Linked DNA regions of Mus musculus: region 2 is linked to region 1. Evidence: chromatin contacts called from ENCODE POLR2A ChIA-PET data. All regions are on one chromosome and are shown on one strand. The core of a region is the stretch at or near the end of the contact, and the rest is flanking DNA. Distances in the headings are between cores, read along the strand shown. Region 1 holds the start of Tyms (thymidylate synthase). Region 2 overlaps Garem2 (GRB2 associated regulator of MAPK1 subtype 2).

What was found. ChIA-PET counts read pairs that join two places held with the same protein, here RNA polymerase II (POLR2A).
Region 2: POLR2A ChIA-PET joins it to region 1 with 14 read pairs in embryonic stem cell. The contact joins the enhancer-like site here to the promoter of Tyms in region 1. POLR2A ChIA-PET finds 5 or more read pairs at or near these places in 3 of 5 experiments (Patski and embryonic stem cell).

Annotation. Positions count from the first base shown.
Region 1 is chr5:30,072,071-30,075,029 of GRCm38, reverse strand. It overlaps Tyms (thymidylate synthase), which reads left to right and starts at 1,405. Exons shown (of 7, transcript NM_021288.4): 1 at 1,405-1,669. The coding sequence starts at 1,483.
Region 2 is chr5:30,112,886-30,115,734 of GRCm38, reverse strand. It overlaps Garem2 (GRB2 associated regulator of MAPK1 subtype 2), which reads right to left. Exons shown (of 6, transcript NM_001167879.1): 3 at 2,321-2,451; 4 at 748-1,809. Among named protein-coding and RNA genes, the nearest start is that of 3110082J24Rik, 8.2 kb to the right of the region's middle. Within about 2 kb of position 1,279, at least 1 of the 3 ENCODE cell types and tissues checked has a DNase peak (open chromatin) inside an H3K27ac peak, as active enhancers do.

The DNA of each region.
Region 1 (2,959 bases), core at 156-2,655:
AGAACTTAGAAACAGAAACTAAACAGAGACACATGGACACTAACAGAAGTTATGAAACAAATGGATTTAACAGATAGCTACAGAACATTTTATCCTAAAACAAAGAATATACCTTCTTCTCAGCACCTCATGGTCCCTCCTCCAAAATTGACCACATAATTGGTCACAAAACAGGCCTCAACAGATACAAAAATATTGAAATTATCCCATGCATCCTATCAGATCACCACAGACTAAGGCTGATCTTCAATAACAGCATAAATTACAGAAAGCCAAAGTTCACGTGGAAACTGAACAACACTCTACTCAATGATATCTTGGTTAAGGAAGAAATAAAGAAATTAAAGACTTTTTAGAGTTTAAAGAAAATGAAGCCACAACATACCCAAACATACGAGAACAATGAAAGCACTCCTAAGAGGAAAACTCAGCTCTGAGTTCCTCAAAAAGAAACTAGAGAGAGCACACACTAGCAGCCTGACAGCACACCTATAAGTTCTAGAACTAAAGGAAGCAAATTCACCCAAGAGAAGTAGATAGCAGGAAATAATCAAATTTAGGGTGGAAATCAACCAAGTGGAAACAAAAAGAACTATTCAAAGAATCAATCAAACCAGGTGCTGGTTCTTTGAGAAAATCAACAAGATAGATAAACCCTTAGCCAGGCTAACTAGAGGGCAAAGGAACAACATCCTAATTAACAAAATCTGAAATGAAAAAGGAGACATAACAACAGAACCAGCGGAAATCCAAAACATCACCAGATTGTATTACAAAAAGCTATAGTCAACACAACTGGAAAACATGGATGAAATGGACAATTTCCTAGACGGATACCAGGTTCCAAAGTTAAATCAGGATCAGATTAATGATCTTAACAGTCCCATTTCCCCTAAAAAAGTAGAAGCAGTCACTAATAGTCTCCCAAACAAAAAAAGCCCAGGACTTAGCACAGAGTTCTATCAGGCCTTCAAAAAGACTTAATTCCAATTCTCAAACTATCCCACAAAACAGAAACAGAAGGTCCTCTACCCAATTCATTCTATGAAGCCAAAATTACTGTGGTTCCCAAACTACATAAAGATCCAAGTACAAGTATCGTATAAGCCAAAGGCTCTTTTTGAGACTGGGTCTCAAGTACCTAGGCTGGCCTTGAACTTGCTATGAAGTGAAGGCTTGCCTTAAACTCCAGATCCTCTAGCCGACTCAATCTCCCAGGAGCTGGGATTTAATGGCATGCATCCCCACACCCTGATCCTATAGGCTCTTAATGCCATAATAGGGTAAATACAGATTTGAGAAAGTGGGCAGGTGTTTGCCTTGCAAGCTGTAACCACTTCTGTCACGTGGGGGCGGGGTCTGCCACGGATTCTGGCGGCCGGAAGTTTCCCAGCAGGAAGAGGCGGGCTGGTGTTGGAGGAAAAGAGCGCCAGGAAGGTCCTGGTTTTGTCGCTGACTACACTGCTGCCAGACTGCTCCGTTATGCTGGTGGTTGGCTCCGAGCTGCAGTCCGATGCTCAGCAGCTGAGCGCGGAAGCCCCACGGCATGGAGAACTCCAGTACCTGAGGCAGGTGGAGCACATTTTGCGCTGCGGCTTCAAGAAGGAGGACCGCACGGGCACTGGCACCCTGTCGGTGTTCGGCATGCAGGCACGATACAGCCTGAGAGGTAACTGGGGCTGGTCTGCATTAGCGGGAGGACGTCCGGCAGGCAAGCTGGGCACGCGGAGACGCCGGGCGAGCGTTCTTGGATAGCCCTAACCCGGGCTCTGAGGTTCTAGGAGTCCTAAACTTCCCGTGCGCGACCCAGGTGACAACTACTTCAAGTAAACCAGGTTCTGAAGGTCTGCCTTTGACCTTAGTCCCTGTTAAACCTTTTCTCCCGAATCCAGTTTCAACCAGTTGTGCGGCCCAGAGGGAGGGAGTGGGAAGAAACCTGCGGGAGCTTGTCCAAATCCTGCTCTGAGGTCTTGACTTTGCTCCTCTTCTTCCTCCCCTTATCTCCTGCTCCCCTTTGCTGCTGCTTTTAAAATTGGAGCGAAAATGGCTTGGGCGGTGCTACGGCTGCGCGGGAAAGGGGGAGACCCGGGCCTTAGGCGGGAACTGTGGGGTTTTTCCTTCCAACAGCCTTGGCTTTTATATTTTATTTTATTTTATTTTATTTTATTTTATTTTTGGTTTTTCGAGACACAGTTTCTCTGTGTAGCCCTGGCTGTCCTGGAACTCACTTTGTAGACCAGGCTGGCCTCGAACTCAGAAATCCGCCTGCCTCTGCCTCCCAAGTGCTGCAGCCTTGGCTTTTAAAGAGTAACAAGAGGCTGTTGAGGAGCAAAGGATGGAATCAACCACAGGGCCTGGAAGGGCACAGAACCTCCTAGGTGTTGGCTGAGGATGGGGGTGCTAATGGTGGCATTCAGGAAACATGAAGAGCAACCTGACACTGGAGTAGAGAGTAGCTTTGAGTGGGGATATGGCCGCTCTTAGGACATTTGCTTAGTCTCAAACATTTTCTGGAGCTGTAAACTACAGCTTCTACTGCACAGATTGGTCCAGCCTAAAGGACCTCCCAAGAATTGTGGACCCTGATGAACCACAGACCTTTTAATTCACGTCCTCTGCTTAGACTGTGGACAGGTTTTTTTTTTTTTTTTTTTTTTTTTTTAAAGTATAGTTGTGTTTTGTTTTTGTCCTTTACCTCTCTAGTGTTCATTCAGCTTTTCGATGATGTTAAAGCTGGAAGTAGTGCTCTGGTTGCAAAACCTTCACTCAGACTACACCACTAACCTGAGCATTTTCACTTTGCCTTGTGGGTTGCCTCACCTGCACCACCCCTTTGCCTCTTAAGCTGTGGACACTTGTGCATTTCCTTTGGGTACCTGCGAAGTGGAGGTCACAAAGTTCCCTGATAGCCATTCCGAGGAGTAAACAATTCTGTTTCCATATACTAGGTCAGTTTGCT
Region 2 (2,849 bases), core at 30-2,529, 41 kb before region 1:
AACAGTCCCCTATTCCATCGTAAATTTATTGTGAATGTTAGTAGATTGCGGGGCGGGGGCGATAGGGATATTTGTTCTTCAGGGAAAAGACAAGGGACCTGCTACTAGGATCCTGTCCTTACAAATTAAGTTCCCCAAAGAGTGTGTTAAAAGGTGTGATTGAGGGCTGGAGAGATGCCTCAGCGGTTAAGAGCACTGACTGCTCTTCCGAAGGTCCTGAGTTCAAATCCCAGAAACTACATGGTGGCTCACAACCATCTGTAATGAGATCGGATGCCCTCTTCTGGTGTGTCTGAAGACAGCTACAGTATACTTACATATAATAATAGATAAATCAGTGTACTTACATATAATAATAAATAAATCTTTTTTTTAAAAAAGGTGTGATTGATGAGGGAACTGTCCTGTGGGCAAATAAGTGGGGAACGGTTAAATATCAGCACAGAACATATCAGAGCCTGTAATGTGGTTCTAACTCATCGACTCCAGGGGTTGCTGGAAATCACTCGCATTTCCTACATTTACTGCATTTTTCCATCATGTCGAACTTTGTGGAGTTTGTGGGTACCTGCTTCCAGATCACCCTCAATTCTCTCTGCCTTGCATGTGTGCCCTGGTCTTTTCCCCTCTCCTTCTCCTTTGGCTCTGGCCATTCTGTCACTCCCCAGGCGCACGGAGCCTCCGTGGTCCTCTAAAACCTGCCCAAGTTCCTTCAAGAACCTTCAAGGTGAAGCAGAACTCACTCACCGCCTCGGATTTGGGAGGGACAGGAGGTGGTGGTGCCTCTGGCTCATGCCGTGGGGGCCCCACGATCCCGAAGGAGATGAGGTCCGGCCCCGCTAGCGGCCGTGCACGGGCGTCGGCGCGGCTCTCGGGGGCTTGGTGCACCCACAGCTCTTCGTAAGGGATCTCGGCGCAGCCGCCCGCTGGCTCGGACACACCCGCCCAATCGGGGCTCACGTAATCCTGATCGCTGTCGCCGGGCGCGGGCAAAGCGGGACCCAGGCGACCCGGCGGTCCAGGCGCACGGACGGCCCCGGGGGCGCGCGGCGCGGGCAGGCAGAGGCGCGCATGGCGCGGGCTGGCGCAGTCGTCGGAGAGCTCCGCGGGCGCCTCGCGCACAGCAGTGGAGTATTCGTCCGGATCGAAGCGCTCGCGGCAGTAGGAGGCGCTGTCGCGCACCAGGCGCTCGACGCGCGGGTCCCCGGCCAGCAGACCCTGCGGCAGAGTGAAGCGCGGCGTGTCCGTAAGCAGCAGGAAGTGCAGCGGCGCCGGGCCCTCGCGGCGCAGCGCCAGCCCCAGCACCACCGTCTTGGAGATGATGCTGACCAGCTTGTAGCAGTGTCCCTCCCGCACCGGGTGGAGGTCGTAGGGGTTGCGCGGCGGCCGGCTGGGCACCAGCACGTTCACCGGCAGCCGCACGCGCTCGATGATGGCGCGCACCGTGTGCTCGCCCTCCTGCATCTGCAGCTCCAGTGGGCTGCGCGTGCTGAATCGGCCCTGGCACTGGAAGGGCAGGCTCAGGCTCTCGTTGGTGCGGTGGTTCATGCAGATGAGACAGGGCATCTTGCTTTTGACGGGCCTGGCGGCCCCGCCGCCACCCCCTGTTGCTCCCATGCTCCCGGGGCCGCCGATTCCGGCCAAGGCCCCTGCACGGCCCAGCTTGCGCAGGAGCGTGGTGAAGCGCGAGCGCTCCTTGGTCGTCTTGGCGCACAGAATCTCCGCCTGGCCCATGAGAGTGAGCTCGTCGCCTGCGTGCAGTGTGAAGTTGTACACCTCGCTGTCCTCGCTGAACTCGCCTGACACCACCTGGGGAATCCCAGAGACAAGGTGAAGCCCTAGCTAGGGTCGCAAGGAAAGTCACACACCAGCTCCAAACTCCTCGAGCGAGCTTTCCAGTCCCTTCCTCTTAAGCTGTCACTGACATAAGAGCGAGAGCACTGGACTGGGACTGGAGGGAATCTGCGACTTTAACGTTTTCTTTGGGTCCTTAGTTACCTCATATGGGTGGAGAGATGTACTTTGAAAGTGCTCAATCACTGAAAATTTTATTAGGCCATCTTGACCATTTGCGTGATAACAATACCTCACCCACCCAAGACTACGTCAGGTCGTGACCCCTCCACGGGCCGTTCCTGCTTCACCACATTTCCTAGGAGATGCTTCTGTCCACTGAGTTAGTGAGCGGGCTTTCCTGGCATGGCCTGACTGTGCCAGAGGGTGCCCAGAAGCAGCTTTCCCTCCTGGATCCTATGAGCAACACTCTAACCTAGAGAAAGGGAAGCGGGGGAAGGTCCTACCCCGTGCCTTTAGGACTAACCTTGACACTGAAGGTGATGGCTTCCATCACGAAGATTCGGTCAGGGAAGACACTGGCCACCTCCTCCACGCTGCTGAAGTATCTTACAGGCTCCCGCACGTCCCGAGCCTGCTCCAGGAGCTTGAATTTGCCTGCACGGGGGGGGGGGGGGGGGGGGGGGGATATACAGGCTGCTGAGGGAGGGCCTGCCTGCTAGGGGTCAGGTCTGAATTCTAGGAACATCAGGCCTGCTATCCCAAACTCATCCAGTCCCTCTGGAATTCAGGTGGGCACAAAGCAGGTATACTAAGGTATAATGTAAATATCATGTAAATTGTCTGTCTCACGTCGGCAATGATGAGCTTAAAGATAGGCTAAGAACTGCTCTGCCTTCACACAGATGGAAAATTGGAGAGTTAGTAAGGACTAACAGAGGGTGATGGAGAGAGGACACAGTTTCCCTAGTTCTGCTGTGGCCCTCTCCGTAGTTCACTAACATTCATAGCGTCCCCACTGTGATGTAAGTCAGTACCAAAGTCCTTTCAGATTA